Regions from separate parts of the Mus musculus genome. Here region 2 is linked to region 1. A link is a loop called in an ENCODE intact Hi-C map of the cell type or tissue named here. Cell type or tissue: heart. All regions are shown on one strand.

The links. Peaks named below come from ENCODE experiments on the same cell type or tissue, not always from the same donor. Only the 100,000 strongest peaks of a DNase experiment are listed, where the experiment ranks them.
Region 2: it touches region 1 in a loop (2.3-fold over the local background); 3 of 42 quality-filtered maps call a loop at or near these places.

Annotation. Positions count from the first base shown.
Region 1 is chr6:51,463,749-51,471,748 of GRCm38, reverse strand. Hnrnpa2b1 (heterogeneous nuclear ribonucleoprotein A2/B1) reads left to right here and starts at 1,904. Exons shown (of 12, transcript NM_001374745.1): 1 at 1,904-2,078; 2 at 4,323-4,358; 3 at 4,454-4,564; 4 at 4,697-4,843; 5 at 5,044-5,254; 6 at 5,345-5,446; 7 at 5,527-5,607; 8 at 6,508-6,570; 9 at 7,202-7,321; 10 at 7,538-7,660. The coding sequence starts at 2,073. Cbx3 (chromobox 3) reads right to left here and starts at 1,133. Exons shown (of 6, transcript NM_007624.4): 1 at 1,010-1,133. In heart, a CTCF peak has its summit at 3,957; DNase peaks (open chromatin) are centred at 718, 1,728, 2,358 and 2,708; H3K4me3 peaks cover 5,107 bases; H3K27ac peaks cover 3,999 bases.
Region 2 is chr6:51,999,071-52,007,070 of GRCm38, reverse strand. It overlaps Skap2 (src family associated phosphoprotein 2), which reads left to right. Exons shown (of 13, transcript NM_018773.2): 2 at 3,316-3,421; 3 at 3,965-3,990. Among named protein-coding and RNA genes, the nearest start is that of Skap2, 9.5 kb to the left of the region's middle. In heart, a CTCF peak has its summit at 4,144 (motif pointing left); no DNase peak of the experiment used is centred here; H3K4me3 peaks cover 948 bases; H3K27me3 peaks cover 3,186 bases.

The DNA.
Region 1 (8,000 bases):
GTGTGGATTTCAACATGTAAATTTCGGGTAAAAATGCAGGAAAACAGTTGAGTTCCCGTGTTATTAGTATGTTACTAATAATTTCAGTATGTTAGTGAAAATAATCTTACTAAAACACTGGTACCTCAGACAACTTTACATGGTGAGGATTGTTACTTTCCCAATCCATATAGAATTTTAACAATTTTAGTGTTTATTTTGGATGAAAGGAAATGACTATCTTTTGTTAGCAAATTACCATAAGATCTTTTTCTTTAGATTTCTGAATACTCCAAGGAGCTCATATAATTCCATCCTTATTTTTTCAGAGGCCCTCCCTGTTCAATCACGGTATAAAAAAAGGAACACATTAAGATGTCCCAGTCCTATTTTCTGGCTTTTTTTTTCCGGGGGTGGTGGTGCGGTAATCACTCTCTATAGTCCAGTCTGGGCTTCAACGCCTGGCAATCCCCAGCCTCAAGCTCCCAAGTACTGTCCTGATAAGGATAGAAGGAGTCGACCTCCTTCACGCTCCCCTCCGAGGAGGGCTCCTTCCCAGCTCCATTCCCCGGTCGGGAGCCCGTCCCCCACCCGAGAGCGCGGGCCTCGTGGTCAGCGCCTCCGCGGGGAGAAACAAAGGCGGCGGCGGGGGCTCAAGGGCACTGCGCCACGGGCCCGCGCCTCCCCCATCCGGCGGCGGCCACGTAGCCGGGAGCGCGCCGCAGCCCGGAGCCTCGGGCCTCGCAGCTGCAGAGCCTGAACCGCTCTCTCCCTGCGGGCCTGCGACGAGGCTGGGGGAGGGGAGGCCCGCGCTTTGTCTGGAGTCTCGGTAGCTGTCATCCGGCTCCCACCCTCATGCACAATTGTCCCATCTCCCCCACGCACCGGCGCGGCGCCCGCCTCAGCGAGGCCCCAGCCGGTTTCCCGCAGCCCGCGGCCCACGGGGCTCGCAGCCTCCCCGCAAGCTCGGACGCACGGAGCATCCTAAACCCCACCACACGCAAGATCGAAAAAAAGCAAAGGCACGAACTTCACCGCTCCGATGCTCAGGGCCGCGGATCCTGCAGAGTCTCCCGCCTGCGCGCTTCGGTTCAGCCACATCCGAGGGGAGGGGGCGCGGGCAGCTCCGCCGGGGGGGAGGGGGAGCACCGCCCACGCCCTGGCCGCGCGGGGCCCGCCGGGAACGCGTCCTGCGGGGGGCGGCGCGCGCAATGCTCACCGTCCGCGGCGTGGCGCCCAGGGGGTCTCCTGGCTGGGGGGAGGGGGGGGAAGGCGGGCAGGAAGGACCGCGGAGGCCTCTCTGCGTCTCGGAGCGCGCCAAAGCGGGGCTCCACCCACCTCCTTGCCCGGATCTTGAAGGCCGGGGAGATAAACAGCGGGGTTCTTTAAGCACCACCTCTCACTAGGCGCGGGATCCCAAGGCTTGTGGCATCCGGGGTGGTACTTGGACTAAAAGTCCTTCTGGGAGGGACCGAGTGAGAACCCCTTTGGGACGTGTAGAAATATTTGTGTGGTTCGAGAATATTTGTGCGGACGGGCTTGGCAAAGGCGTAGCTGCAGAGAGCACGCTTGGGTGGAGAGGGCCGCACGCCCCAGCGCCGGCCTAAGCCCCTCCCGACGGCGTTATTTCAAACTGCGCGACCGTTTCTCCGCTCCCTACGCGGAGGTGGGGGCCGGACCTAGTTCCGGACGTAGTAACACGCCGAGCGCGAGCCTTCCGCAATTCACGGAACACAGTTGCGCAAGTGATGTAAAGCAGTCCCGCTGTACCTAAAGGGGGAGTGTCACGTACTTGGCGTAAGGAGAGTGTAGGCCCTTCCCGCCATTGGCGGCGGTTAGGGCGTTTACGTAACGGCGTGACGTAAGCGGAGACGCGTTAGTGGGGGGAAGGTTCTAGAAAAGCGGCGGTCTCGGCTCCAGCGGCAGTAGCAGCGGCGCCGGTCCCGTGTGCAGGAGCTCCTTTGCGGCCCAGTTTCTTGGCCATCGCCTGCTCTCCCCACAGCGCCAGGACGAGTCCCGTGCGCGTCCGTCCGCGGAGGTCTTTCTCATCTCGCTCGGCTGCGGGAAATCGGGCTGAAGCGACTGAGTCCGCGATGGAGGTAACGGGTTTGAAATCAATGAGTTATTAAAAATGGCATGGCGAGGCCGTAGGCACCGCAATGGAAACCGGCCACCCGCCTCCGTGGTCCGGCGGAGGGGATGCGGCCACTCGAGTGGCGGTTGGCCTTGGCGAGTTTCTGAGGGGTCGTTGGAGGAGGCCTCTGATTGTCCGACCGCCTTCCCCGCCCTCAGCCGCCCGGCGCCATTTCCCTCAGTTGGGGTGGGGGATGGGAAGTGCCCGCCGCGACCGGGCTGGACCGCTAAAGTAGCGCGTGAGCGGGCCATCGCTGGCCTTTCGATGTGCGCGGGCCTAGGGGCTCGGTTGTGTTCGCGGCGGAACGTTTCTGGGGCCCCCCCGGCTTCCCGGAGCGAGTCTGCGAAGCTTCCCCTCCCCCCTCTCCCGGGAACCGGATTTGGCGGCCGCCATTTTCCCGTCTCCTTCCTCGCCACGATTTTGCTTTCAACGCTTTAGGTTTACTAGTTTGGTTTTCTTTTTTCACCACTGCGTAGACGTGTTTAGCGATTTTCCTTTCTTTTGGAAGTCTTCATACCGTTTCGAGGTGGATTTAGCGTTTTGAGCTTGGGTCTTCAGCGTCCTGCGCACCTCGCTAAAGGCTCTCTGCCTTCCCCTCGACGAAATGGCGCCATTGCTTTCTGAAGCCACCGAGGCGCGGGGTGGGGGCGGGGTGGCGGCGCTCCACGAGCTTTACTGGAACAGGCAGAGAGAACGTAGTACAACCGAGGCCTGGGCGGGTGGCTGAAGGCAGCGTCGCTGCAAAGAGACCGTTTTATTTTTCATAATACGTAAGATTACGGGTGCTGTAGTAAAGCACTTGAGCATTAGTATAGTAGGAGGAAGTCAAAGTGGAAAAAATGGGAGCGCTCATCAGGAAGCTAGGGAGGCTATGTTGAGTGCAGGGTTACTTTCCTTTTATTGCAGAACTTTTATCTGCTTAAAGGATCCTCGGATCGAAATAATTCAAATTATAAGCATTTTTAAGGGAATCTTCGAATTTGTTGGTAAAGTCAACGGATCCTTAGCACGTGGTGTTCACTTTAAGGAAGTGAAATAGCTGACTTTTCATAGTTAGCCTTCGCTTAAAGCCTGGTTCAGTGGACGAAAATCCACGTCCTGGCTATATAAAAACTTAGTTTGGGGTCACAGTGTTTGAGCGTGGTCATTCGGTTTTTTTATTTTTTATTTGTTTGAAATTATGATGCATCATTACACTGATAAGCATTAGCTTTCGAATTGAAAGGGGTCTCCTTGGTTATTTTCTTTGACTCTAAGCACACTTATAAATAAAATAACCTTGTTTATAATCGATAGTGGACGTCTGGTAAGTTTGGAAAAAACCCGAGGTAAGTAAAGAGCTTTTGCTTTCGTTAGTGATATGAAAAAACAAGGTGTATTTAATACTTGCAACTTAGTTTAAGGAAAGCCAATTTACTGACATTTTAGTAGAGCTACCAGAAACACTATTTGGAGTCCTGATTAAGGCTTTTGTAACTATTTTGACTATTTAAAACAATTTTGGTCGTTTTTATTAAACATTTCAAAACCTAAAAATTGTAAACATTGGCTTTTTGAGCACATTTTGGAGAAACTTACAAATTTAGGCTATACAGTAAAATAACGGATTTGTTTTATAATTTTGCTTTTTCATTTCGTTGTGCAGTCATAGGTCCTGGATAGTATGACCTAATTTATGAACATCTTGATAAGTTTTTGTACTTAGCTATTGGAAAGCCAGTATTAAGTGCCTGACAAAACCAGATTTAAGGTGATATCTGGAGTTTCAGCATTCTTCATGGAGCTTGTTTCAGAGTTGCAGGATTTTTTTTTTTCATCTTGAGATACTTACAATTAACACCAGAGGGGGCAGCTCAGGGAAAAGCAAATATGCCACTTTTCAGAAACTGAATCTTGGAAGTGGTGAATTTGGAAACAGGTTTTTTAAATTTTTTTTAAATCTAAAAAGTAGTAAATTTTGGACTTGGGTTGTAGAATTTAATGAATTACAAAAGAATTCTTTAATACCCTTTAAATGACCTAAGAGCTGGGTATGGTTTTTCTGAATTTTTTTGAAGAAAATCTAAGAAAGTTTACGTGAATTAGAAGTTAGATCGAATATTAGTGACTTTGAAACTTGTATAGCTCAGGCAATTTTTGGTGTAACACAACTAATATGCAGTTTAACATATGGTTTAAATTTGATGTAAGTTTTTTTTCTCCCCCCCAGAAAACTTTAGAAACTGTTCCTTTGGAGAGGAAAAAGGTACTCTACCAGCAGGTCACCTCATATTTAAGAATTTAATTTCCTGCATACAAAGAAAGTGTAAATAAAAATTGAAATGGTATTTCCCTTTGCAGAGAGAAAAGGAACAGTTCCGAAAGCTCTTTATTGGTGGCTTAAGCTTTGAAACCACAGAAGAAAGTTTGAGAAACTACTATGAGCAATGGGGAAAGCTCACAGACTGTGTGGTACGTACGTTAACTCTGAAAGTCTGGCTGTATGTTTGGGTGTGAATACTAGGGAATACCAGTATCAATACATTCTAATTTATATTGCTACCTAATGCCGGGAAATTAAATGCTTATCTTTTGGATTTAAAGGTTATGCGGGATCCTGCAAGCAAAAGATCAAGAGGATTTGGCTTTGTAACTTTCTCATCCATGGCCGAGGTTGACGCTGCCATGGCTGCAAGGCCCCATTCCATTGATGGCAGGGTAGTTGAGCCAAAACGTGCTGTAGCAAGAGAGGTAAGGAAAACCCAAACACATTGATCTCCTTTCTTGTACTGTTTTTTTTTTTTTTTGTTTTGTTTTTTTTTGGGTACATGTTATTCCAAGACCAACCTCTTAAAACCTATTATCTGGAGGAATTCGTCCTAAGATGTACAAATACAAGTTAGATGTAATCAAGGTTTTTTTCTGTCAGGATAACTTTGTAATTATTGCAGGAGTCTGGAAAACCAGGAGCCCATGTGACTGTGAAGAAGCTGTTTGTTGGTGGAATTAAGGAAGATACTGAGGAACACCACCTTAGAGATTACTTTGAAGAGTATGGAAAAATTGATACTATTGAAATAATTACCGATAGGCAGTCTGGAAAGAAAAGAGGCTTTGGCTTTGTTACTTTTGATGACCATGATCCTGTGGATAAAATTGTCTGTAAGTGTCTGTTCATGAGGTGTGCTTTGTATAAAAAAATGTTGCTTACATTATAGGAATTGCTTACTGTTGGTATTGTTTTTATTCCAGTGCAAAAATATCACACCATAAATGGTCACAATGCAGAAGTTAGAAAGGCATTGTCTAGACAAGAAATGCAGGAAGTCCAAAGTTCTAGGAGTGGAAGAGGAGGTAATGTTATTTATTTATGTGTGTATGTATGTATATGTGATTGTCTTGTTCTTGCTGCTAATTAGATTACTATGTTCTAGGAAACTTTGGTTTTGGGGATTCTCGTGGTGGCGGTGGCAATTTTGGACCAGGACCAGGAAGCAACTTTAGGGGGGGATCTGGTAAGTTTGTTTCTTAAGGGTGTGATTGCATTTTGAATAGAATGTCTTCAGTGAGATAAATTTTGCAGTTAGCCTGTAGTGTGTAGTGCGAGAAAGAAAGGAGACCCTGTGCTCAGACAAGGTTAAGATGTTGCCCTCTGACCACCATCATGTAAACTGATTCATGTAGTGTACTCATGCTTTGTCAACACACCAATAAGGTTAAAATTTTTTAAAGCAGTTCTAAACTGCTGGATGTTGTTAGCATAGGCCTGAGCTCTCAGCATTCTGGAAATGGACAGAGAGTATGGGATATATATAAGTAAGACACTTTCAAAAAGAGCCAAAAGAAATAGCAGGGTCCTAAAGGCTCACAGGAATCAGCTACGTGTACACACATTGGAAATTATGAGGAAATTATGACCTGAATATAGGTTACACATGATGAGCATATATAGTGCTTAGCATGCACTTAGCCCAAGGATGAATCCGAAAACCAGACAAGATAACCTGCAACTTTAGTAGTAATTGGTAACAAGCTGCAGGATGATTAAAGAAAAAGGTCACACACATAGATGTACATTGAATTTAAGGCAAGCTAAGGCTATAAGTCCCTGTCTAAAAATGCTGTCAGAAGTGTTTTTAGGTTCAGTTTATATAAATGAATGTGGTGTGGTATGATAAAACTTTGTATACTTTCTTCGTTTTAAGAAAGTTGAGTTTGAAGTAAGGCTTTCTGATAGGTCTAAACTTAGTATTAATAAAAATGTGTTGCCTTGGTAGTAGAGTTGAATTAATATTACACCCTCCTTCCCTCAATGTCCCCAACAAATCAACTAGTGAGATCCCAGTCATCATCATTCCGGGATAGATACTAATGTGGAGAAAATTAAGTTTAATTTTACTACTTTTTATAAACAGATGGATACGGAAGTGGACGTGGATTTGGGGATGGCTATAATGGGTATGGAGGAGGACCTGGAGGTTAGTTTTAATTAAATTTTGATTTATGTATCTTGATATATTTAATAACATTGCATTTGGTGCTTGGTTAAATTTGTATATCACTTGTTTTGCCTAACAAAGTGGTTATTTGGCTTTGGAAGGTGATTGTTTTTTTTGAGTTATTAACAAATTTGCCTAACTACTGTACCAGTGTAAAATTGTGAGTTTCATCTCATAAAACTTAAAATTATTTAGGTGAGGAGTTCCTGTGCATTGTAGAAAAAAAAGCTAGAATATTGGAATTGGAATATGGTGTGATATGGGATAATACAAGTTACCAATATTAGGAGCTCTCTCTTAGATAGTCCTGGGTTTCATGTAGTCCATATTGGCTTTAAATGCAGGTCTGCCTGCCAGAGTTTCTTCCTCAAAACTACAAAGCATATGAATTTGAAATACTTAGCAATTCAAAGGAGAGTTCTGGGATCTTAAGTTGCTTTATGTGTTTACCCAAGGATAGGTATTTACTTTGCCTTGGAGTCTATTCTAGAATAGACTTTATATAACAAATATCTTATGTGTTTTGAAAAACCAGAAATGAGTGTAATAGAGACAATTCAAATGGAATTGAAAAATTTAAGCAATTACTTAAAGGCTTATTTTATAATAGGTGGCAATTTTGGAGGTAGCCCTGGTTATGGAGGAGGAAGAGGAGGATATGGTGGTGGAGGACCTGGATATGGCAACCAGGGTGGGGGCTACGGAGGTGGTTATGACAACTATGGAGGAGGTAATAAATTCATCTACAACCTTTATGTTGGAATTTGGATTAGAATTAATGACATTTATTTTACTGTCGATTAGATAGATTTCTTAAATTGTAGGATTATAGATAGGTATTGTGTACTTTTGTTTTGGAAAATATTTGTCTTAAAAATTAAACATTAGTTTGGCTTCGATGCTTGTATTTTTCAGAGGTTTAGCTGGTATTCCAATTCTTTTACAGGAAATTATGGAAGTGGAAGTTACAATGATTTTGGAAATTATAACCAGCAGCCTTCTAACTATGGTCCAATGAAGAGTGGAAACTTTGGGGGTAGCAGGAACATGGGAGGACCATATGGTGGAGGTAATTATTAAACACAGTTCTTCTGGGTGATTGGGAAGTCATGGAAGTCCATACAGTTCTGCATCTCAGAAAGCGAGGAATCTAATAGATGCTAGCTAAGGAGAGTGTCCTCGTGTAACTGTTAAATGATTTTTGTTGGTAGTATGGGTTGGAGGGGCATTGTTTTTAGATAGGGTCTCTTATTCTAGGATTTCTACCACACCCAATTTAGTGATTAGCTCTTGAATTTAGCAATCATTTTACTCCCAGTAATCCTGGCAATGGGGAGATGGAGATCATGTTTTTCAGTCTTCCTTGTCCTTCATATGAAATCATGTCTCAAATATGCTCTGCCATTTAG
Region 2 (8,000 bases), 540 kb before region 1:
ACAAGGATTGCTGGGCTCTCAGAACACGTCATCTTTTCATTGTGTTTTCAGACCTTAACATTTATGGACAAAGCAGTTGTAAATCTGATCTGTCAGCTGCCTTGCCCCAGACTTTTACAGCTGTTCCCACTGGATGGCTTACTCTTGACAAAGTTAAGGTGTAACAGGAGCAAAAACTTACCACCCCGTTTACTGTGACCGAGATAACTTTTTCCTGTGGCTACCTTGCAGTTGATGCCCATGGGAGTGGAGGTGATGCTTCCGTTAGATGCAGGCTGTGTGACCTGCGGCCTTTGATGGTGCCCCATCGGTCTTTTGCGTTGGTGGCACCCTCTTTTCCAGGCCTTATTGGCATAAGCCCAGTAGCCGCCTCCCACCCCTCAATCCCGCTCTTTCGTGGCTGGCGCCCGTGGGTAAAATAAAACCTCTCTTTCGGAGAAAAAGGGAGTCTCAGTCCCTGGGCTTAGGGGCCAGCCTGCGCAGGCTGACCTTTTCCTGTAGTCAAATTACCAGTTCCCCGGAATTACAGAAAGGAGTCAGGGAAATCTACATATGAACAGGAGGACACGACCTCTAAAGGAAGGTAAAAAAGGGCCATGGCGGCTTGCTAGCTCACCGCGGCAGGCTATTTCACCATTTGCAGGGCTATTTAGAGCACAATAAAAAGCTTCAAATCTCTTTTCCAACCAGCCAGAGGAGCGCTTGATTTACCCAAGAGTTTTATTGCTGCCTTTTGAAATATTACTCTGGCTTTGAGGTACAAAGCCACAGATCCAGCCCCATTTGTCTAGCGTGGCTGTCCCAAACTCAGCTGCTCTGTGCCCAGCTCTCTGTTCCCAGCTACGTGGACAAGAGCCGGAGGTTTAAGGCAGGCTGGATTTGGGCTGGTTTCTGGGGGGCAAGGCTGGGGCACCCCAGGACAGCCTGGTCCGTGATCCCTGTTCCAGGGCTGGCAAAAGCGCCAGGGAGAAAAGTCGGCAAGCTGCGCAGTACCGCTATTGCTGCCAGCGCAGGCTGGCGTACTTCATCCGTTAGATCTGACTCACTGTATATTTTAAGACTTCAAAAGCTTAAATACCAACCAAGTCTATTGGCAACCAACAATCCAGATTATTGCAGCTTTTCCCAGCTAAAATTCTCGTTAAACACCACCCCCAGCAAAGCAGTTTGTTCCCTGTATCCTTCTGGAGAATTATCGAGAAAGCCAATGTTTGGAAAACTCGTCCTAACAGTAAAGCATTTTCTAGGAAAAAGCTTGGGAATAAATATATTAAACGTGTCGCTTTAAAAGTATAGACCTTTTCCATACCTAGGCCTCCCCTTGAGAAATTCGGGTTTTTCCTGCACTTTTTCAAAAAAACGTTTTCTCAAAATAGAGGGATGGGGTCCCATTTTCCAGACACATTGGGTAGGCTTTTAGGAAACAGCAAGTTGAACATGCAGCGTCTTTGTGGTGGTTTTCTGAGTTTTTATAAAACTGAAATGACCTTTTAAAGAAATAACTCGTGGGCAGTAATTTGTTCTGTTATTGCTTACGGAGATAGAAAATAGATCCTGTTTGTTTAAACTGGGATTGCATAATGAAAATGTAAAATAGGCAATTAAATACTCGTGGAAGAGGGAATTAAAGACAAACATTGAATGAAAATAACATTAAGCCGACTGTTCACCAGTCTATGTGTCTGTGAGTCTTGCAAGTATAGGGTGGGTTGGGGAGGGCTCGCTGCAGTAGCCTGCTACTTCTTGTCCACTTTTAAAAAGTTACTGTATGGATGGATACTAGGGAAGCCAATGATCTCTTTCAGCTACAGTCGGCTTGTCCAGAGGTGGCCTGCTCCTACTCCTGTGGGTAGAAGCTGCTGCTTCAAGTTTTACTCTTTTGAACCCACATGAGAATTTGTCCCAGGTCTGCTGACCTCTGCCTCTGCCTCTGCCTCTTTCCTCCATATTTTAGGGGCCACAGAAGGAAAGAGGAGCCAGGACATTTTGCTTTCATTTCGTTTGATACTTACTTTTAACATATACTTGCTGTTAAGAGATTGTTTCATGTTTTAATCTTATTTTTTCCTTGTATTATTGGCTTAGCAAAAAAATATGCGTTTATTGTGAGTCTGTAACAGCTTCATCCATGTTCCTCATTGGAGCAAAATACTTTCTATAATCAGGAATTTAAAATTGATTAGATTCTAGGTTATATAGTAGGTTTTAAATGGTTAAATATGAATACAATTGAGATTATTGCACTTTTTAGTACTTATGTGTAATATTACATTTTGATCTTTTTATCACTGTAAGTTAGGAGACAAAGTCGTTAGGGAAAAAGAAAGTAAGTCACACATCTTTCTGGTGTGGGCTGTGGGTGATTTGTCTAACATTTTAATGTAATTCTCTAAGAGATATTTTAAAGTGAGCCATGAAATTCTGAAAATAAAATATGTGTCAGTAAGCTATCCAATATTTTATGAACAATAATAATGGATGTCTAGGAGTCAAAGCAGCAAAGACTTCGTGGAACTTTATAGGAGAGGAGTCAGCCAACACAATATTTAGGAGTTTACTGAAATTTCAGAAGAGGCTGTGGGAAATGTTATACAAAGCTATATTTGGACTCTGTATTTTTTCATAGTAGAAGAACCCATTTTTCTCACTTCTCTATTCAACTATGGTATTCCAGGTAGCTAAGAGCAGGGTGGGAAGCAAAGGACAACTGGGTGTCTTCTCACTTGAGGGTAGCCAGCATGGGTGGGGCAGGTAGCAAGGAGGAGGATAGTTTTTGAGAATCTTGATTAGGAAAAAAAGGGGATTAATTTTTTCTTCTAAGCATTAGATATTATGTGTTCCTGAAAATAGATGATACTGGGGAAAGCAAAGTGCTATCAGAGGCTTTTAGCTTATCTTTATAAAATGCTGTGACTGGTTCTTAGGGCAACTTAAAAAATAATTATAAAGCGACAGTAGCACGCGCATAAAAGCTTTCCGCTTGCTTTGCAGAAGAGAATTTGTGTTATGGGTCATGGTAGTTTATTAAAACTTGTGTGTTTCTTCCTAGTTTAATGATGTCAAACATCCGAATAGCATGTGCTGTGCTAAGCATGCGTACAATATACAGATTTTATTTAGCTAAGTGGTGAACTGATTTGTCCAACTTAGTTTTTTAACTGTACTTCAACTGCTATGCTTTGGACTGATAAATAACTACCATAGATTGCACAGATATTAACACTTAAGTGTAGAAACAATCACTGACCTATTTGTCTTCACACAGAAAGGTTCTTTTCTATAATTTGTATACTGTTTTTATATTTCATGGTTTAGATGTTGAAACATTTGTGGCAGACACACTGAAAGGAGAAAATTTATCCAAGAAAGCCAAGGAAAAGAGAGAATCTCTCATTAAGAAGATAAAAGATGTAAAGTCTGTGTAAGTCATTTGCCTTTTATTACTACTTGGAAATAACTCTGTAATTAATGTTTATTATGGAGTTAAGTTTTGTGTTCTGGTTTATTAATGTTAAGTACTTTTAAAGGACAGAATATATTTCCACTATAATATTTTCAAATGTAGATAATCCTTTTTGTTGATTATTATATATTTTTTTCTAAGTATGCTAGCAAAATGCTAAGCATTTATTTTGAACATCTGAGGACATATTTGGAAATTTTAATATCTATGTGGAAAATACCCCAGACTTTGAAAAAGAAAATCCTTTAAATGTTTAGTGCATTGATTAAGTAAACAAATAAATTAATAAAGATAATAAAGATATGTTCTATTATTAGGTCTTGATAAAAATTCTTTTTTTACATACTTAATTGTATGTATTATGACTCTGTAAGCCTTTAGGAATTGTCATTTCAGGACAGAAAATGTTTTTTTTTCTAGATGTATGTTTGTAATACAGAGTTTGGATTTGAAATATTGTTACTAATTAGACCTTGCCTTGATTTTTCTTTATTTTTGCAGCTATCTTCAGGAATTTCAAGACAAAGGTAAATTTCAAATCTTAAATAATTTTCTTTGGTGGAGATTTTGAAAAGGGTAGTCTCACCGTTCTGAAATTTTATAGTTGGAATCAAAATTTTAAGTTCCATGGTATGTGTTTAGACCTTCAAGATGAGAGTGCTAGCTCCCCCTGCTGAGAGGAATATTGAGAAACGGATCTAGAATTCTCTGTGTAGAATCCTAGTCTTAGGTCCTGTTTGTTAGCGGTAGGAATCGAAGTACAGGCATGCCCTTACAGCTCCGCCAGGGCTCAGCTGACCCCAGCGAGCTGTCACCTCTTGCCCTCTCACACAACAGGGATTGTCTTACGGGGTGCAGGTGCTTTGGGATTTTGTGGCATTGGAGATGGAACACAGGATTGTCACGTGCTAAGCAAGACACTCCCATGAGCTATAGGTCATGATTTTAAAGGATGGGTAAAAACTGGTACGAATTTTATTTGACAGGATAAATAAATGCCAATCTTTATTTTGGTTCTTTTGTTTGGAATAAATGTGTATTTTAGACGTTGTTAGAGATGGGCATTTGGTTTCATTGTTTTTGAGGTATGCGGTAGTGCTGGCGAGCTGACAGATTTCCTTTAGACTTGAGACACTTGCTCAGCACTGGAGCTTCCAGGTTCTTCACAGTTTGAGTCCTTTGAGAGGACCTGCACACTGTCCTTCTCTCTAAGGTGCTAATTCACTCTCATGGCCTTCAGCTTGTGAAGGTTAGTATGACGATAACAACGTGAGGTCCCCTAATCTGTGGAACTAGTTTCTAAGTCTGGACAAGAAAATAGTGTGGCACCTTCTAACTGGGTCCTAACATTAATCCCCCGTCTGAGCTGTCAGCAGTGAGAGGCCAGCCACAGCTTTTAGGACACCAAGTTCTTAGCCCCACACAGCCTCAGTTTCAAGGCAGTTAACAGTTTCTTTCACAGTCCCTTGTCAGGATCGGTGTGATCCAAGTGAGCTAAGAGAAGCTTTGCCATACTAAAATGCAGACAAGAGCAGGCAAAGTCTCCTCCTTCCTAGTCCTTGCAGTTGTGTGCCTCAGGGAGTCTTAAACTTGGCCTTAATCCTATTGCATTTACCTAGGTGAATGCACAAATGGGCTTATACATTTTGATGATGATTTTTTAAAAATATAATACATTATTTGTGAGGAAATAATAGATACCAGGTCTTACCTCTTCTTAAAAGGCGTATATTGTTGCACTGAGTATTTGCTGAACTCTCATTGTGGCTTAATTATTTGGACATTAAACAATTTTAAGCTAAGAAGGCATGGTAATGGGAAGCCATTGTATAATTGCAAGCTTTCCCTTTGGGATTCTGTTTTAGAACTTGTTCAGGTGTGTGGATATTAAAATTACATTACTGAGATACATTCTTTGTCTCCAAAGAGTATGGAAGTTTATACAGTATTTGATAGAAATTGAAAAATGAGCTTAGAATAAGAGTTCAAATAATGTGGAATTCAGAGATTTCCCCATAATCATTTGCCTCTGAATAAGTCATTTGCAGCTCAATACTGCTGAATTGAGTTAACTAATCACTGAGAGCGCCTGCACAAAGTAAGCCTGTGGATAAATTAGATGTATACCTTGGAGAAATATGAGAAGCTGAGTAATTTTATGCCATCACACCCTCACAATATATTTAGTTTTGTTCTAAAAAGACTATTTTCTAGCCTATTAGGACTAGTAAAGGACACAGATTTAATGGTTGCAAAGTGGTTACCCAGCATGCATCTTTTTTCAAAAGATCTCTACTCTGTGAGCATAGATTCCCCATTGAGTTTTGTCAAGTTGTAACTTTAGAATAATCATCAGTTGTTTATCTAAATGCCTTCATTTTTAGTAAAAAAAGGATTTGAATTTAGACAGAAAACAGTGAGCTTGGTATAGTCCCTGTTATTCATTAGAAACACTGCCTCTTCATAAGGTCCCCGTGACTCTGGAACTCTTGAGCAAGATGGGTAACTAATGCTACTATCATAGTTGCAATATATCCTGACACTGTCGGGTGCTCTCCTGAACCCTAACCCTGTAGGCTCCAGGTCTTTGTGTACTGGAATTATGTTATATGATAAAAAAAATTTTTTTTGAGACAGCATCCCTTTTTGTATTCTAGGCCAGCCTCTAGCTCAGGATTTTTCTGCCTCTGCCTCCCAAGAGCTGGGATCATGGATGTACACCATCCTACCCATAATACATAATTATTTTATAATTGTTCTCTGTCACAGTTCTCTTAAAGTGACTTAAAATAGTTATTTTTGCAGTTACCACATTACTATTTTTGTAAAGACTATTATTAATCATTAGCTAGAGTTTTCTAATACATATTAGGCTTACCACAAAGAGTTAAATTTTTACCTTGTATTAGTGTTAGTACTGATTTAGGTATTGCTTCCTTTATAGATTTATCAGAAGAAGGTAACGTAACACATAGTAGATATTCAGTAAGTCCTTCTCAGTGTATTTCTCTATTGTGACTTTATTGTTCAAGAGGATTGAAGTTAGTCTTGATTCAGAAGTTCAGTTTTGAAAGAAGTTTTTAGAAATGTCTAAGTCATTTAAAAAGTAGGTATTAAATGGTACACCATTTCAAGAGAATAAGTTTCAAATTTGTAGTTATTGGAATCTAGATTTTTTTTTATCCCCCTGCCTTTGGCTCTTCCTGTGCTGGGCCAGCATAGACATGTACTCTGGCCGAGCCCTTGCGCTGGGCCAGCATCTAGTTTTTAAATGGGATTGCTTTAGATGCAGCAGCTTTGGTCCCTTTCCCTCTAACTGTGAAAAACAATTAATAGATTTTTGTCCTTACAACTCTATCAGTATTGTTAAATATGCACAGATTTATTTAGAAAGCAATTTCCTTTGACCTTCTCGTTTGTATTATCTAAGCTTATTAGTGGGCCACTTTGTAAAAATAGCAAGACTGTTAGGTAAGAGGGGATATATTTTAGTTTGTCCTAGTGGAGTCTTCAGACTAATGGAAGAGTCAGTCTTTGGGTTTAATTTCCTAACATAGTATATTCTCAATTGAAACTTAACTCCATAATGAAATCTGAGCAAATTAAACTCAAGGAGTTCCATTTCGCCCCTCCTGTCTCCCTCCCTCCCTCCCTCCCCATGCTTGTACAAGGGTGTTAAAGCATGTTTGAGATAATGGGGCCGGTAATGGTAGGAGCCTGTTTCCAAGGTAGTCCCGGAGAAATGATGCCCTTATTTTGAATCTCTGCCTCAGTTTGGTGTGAGTTATGTTTATTGTTTGTTGGCTCTAAGTTGGCCTTCTAAGAATGAGAGGAAAATCTTACTTGTGTCATTCAGTGTTTTAGGAACTAAGCTTCCTTTAAGAAATTACAGAGTAAATGCATGAATTTATATGTTTATTATGTATTAGTACTGGAGAAATCAGATTGGTCAAATGAACAGATTTAGAAATTAATTTGTTCTCACTTGGAGTTATCTCTCCAAATTTTGTCCTCGATGCTCTGTGTGAAGGAACAATTATTCTCTAAATAATATGTTAGTTATAATTTTCTTTAAGTTAACAGTTATACAAATTTATGAAGTACAAGTAACATTTCAATATGTATACAAATTAGACTGTAAATTATAGGTATATTTGGCTGATTATCTGATTATGTTTAAAATCGGACTTTATTTAACAAAATAAGCAACAAATTGGGCAGAATGCCTGCAGTGGTGGTGGAGCTCATGCCTGCGCTGTCACTGTTGGCTGCATCTCTAGGCATTTAGGAAAATGGTAATTGATTATAAGCCCTGTGAAAAGGGGTGGCTAGCAGTATTATAAATTTCAAAATAGTTACCAGGGACCTGTGCTGCTGTGGTGCGATGAAGCCTGGAAGGTGCCACTAAAACGCTGGGAAGGGGAGCCTTGGATCATTGTCTTTTAGATGGTTAACTTTGTATCGTTAATTAAACTTTTGAAAGTTGTGGGATAAATCAAATGCTTTTCTAGGGAAACAAGAAACAGTATTAATGAGC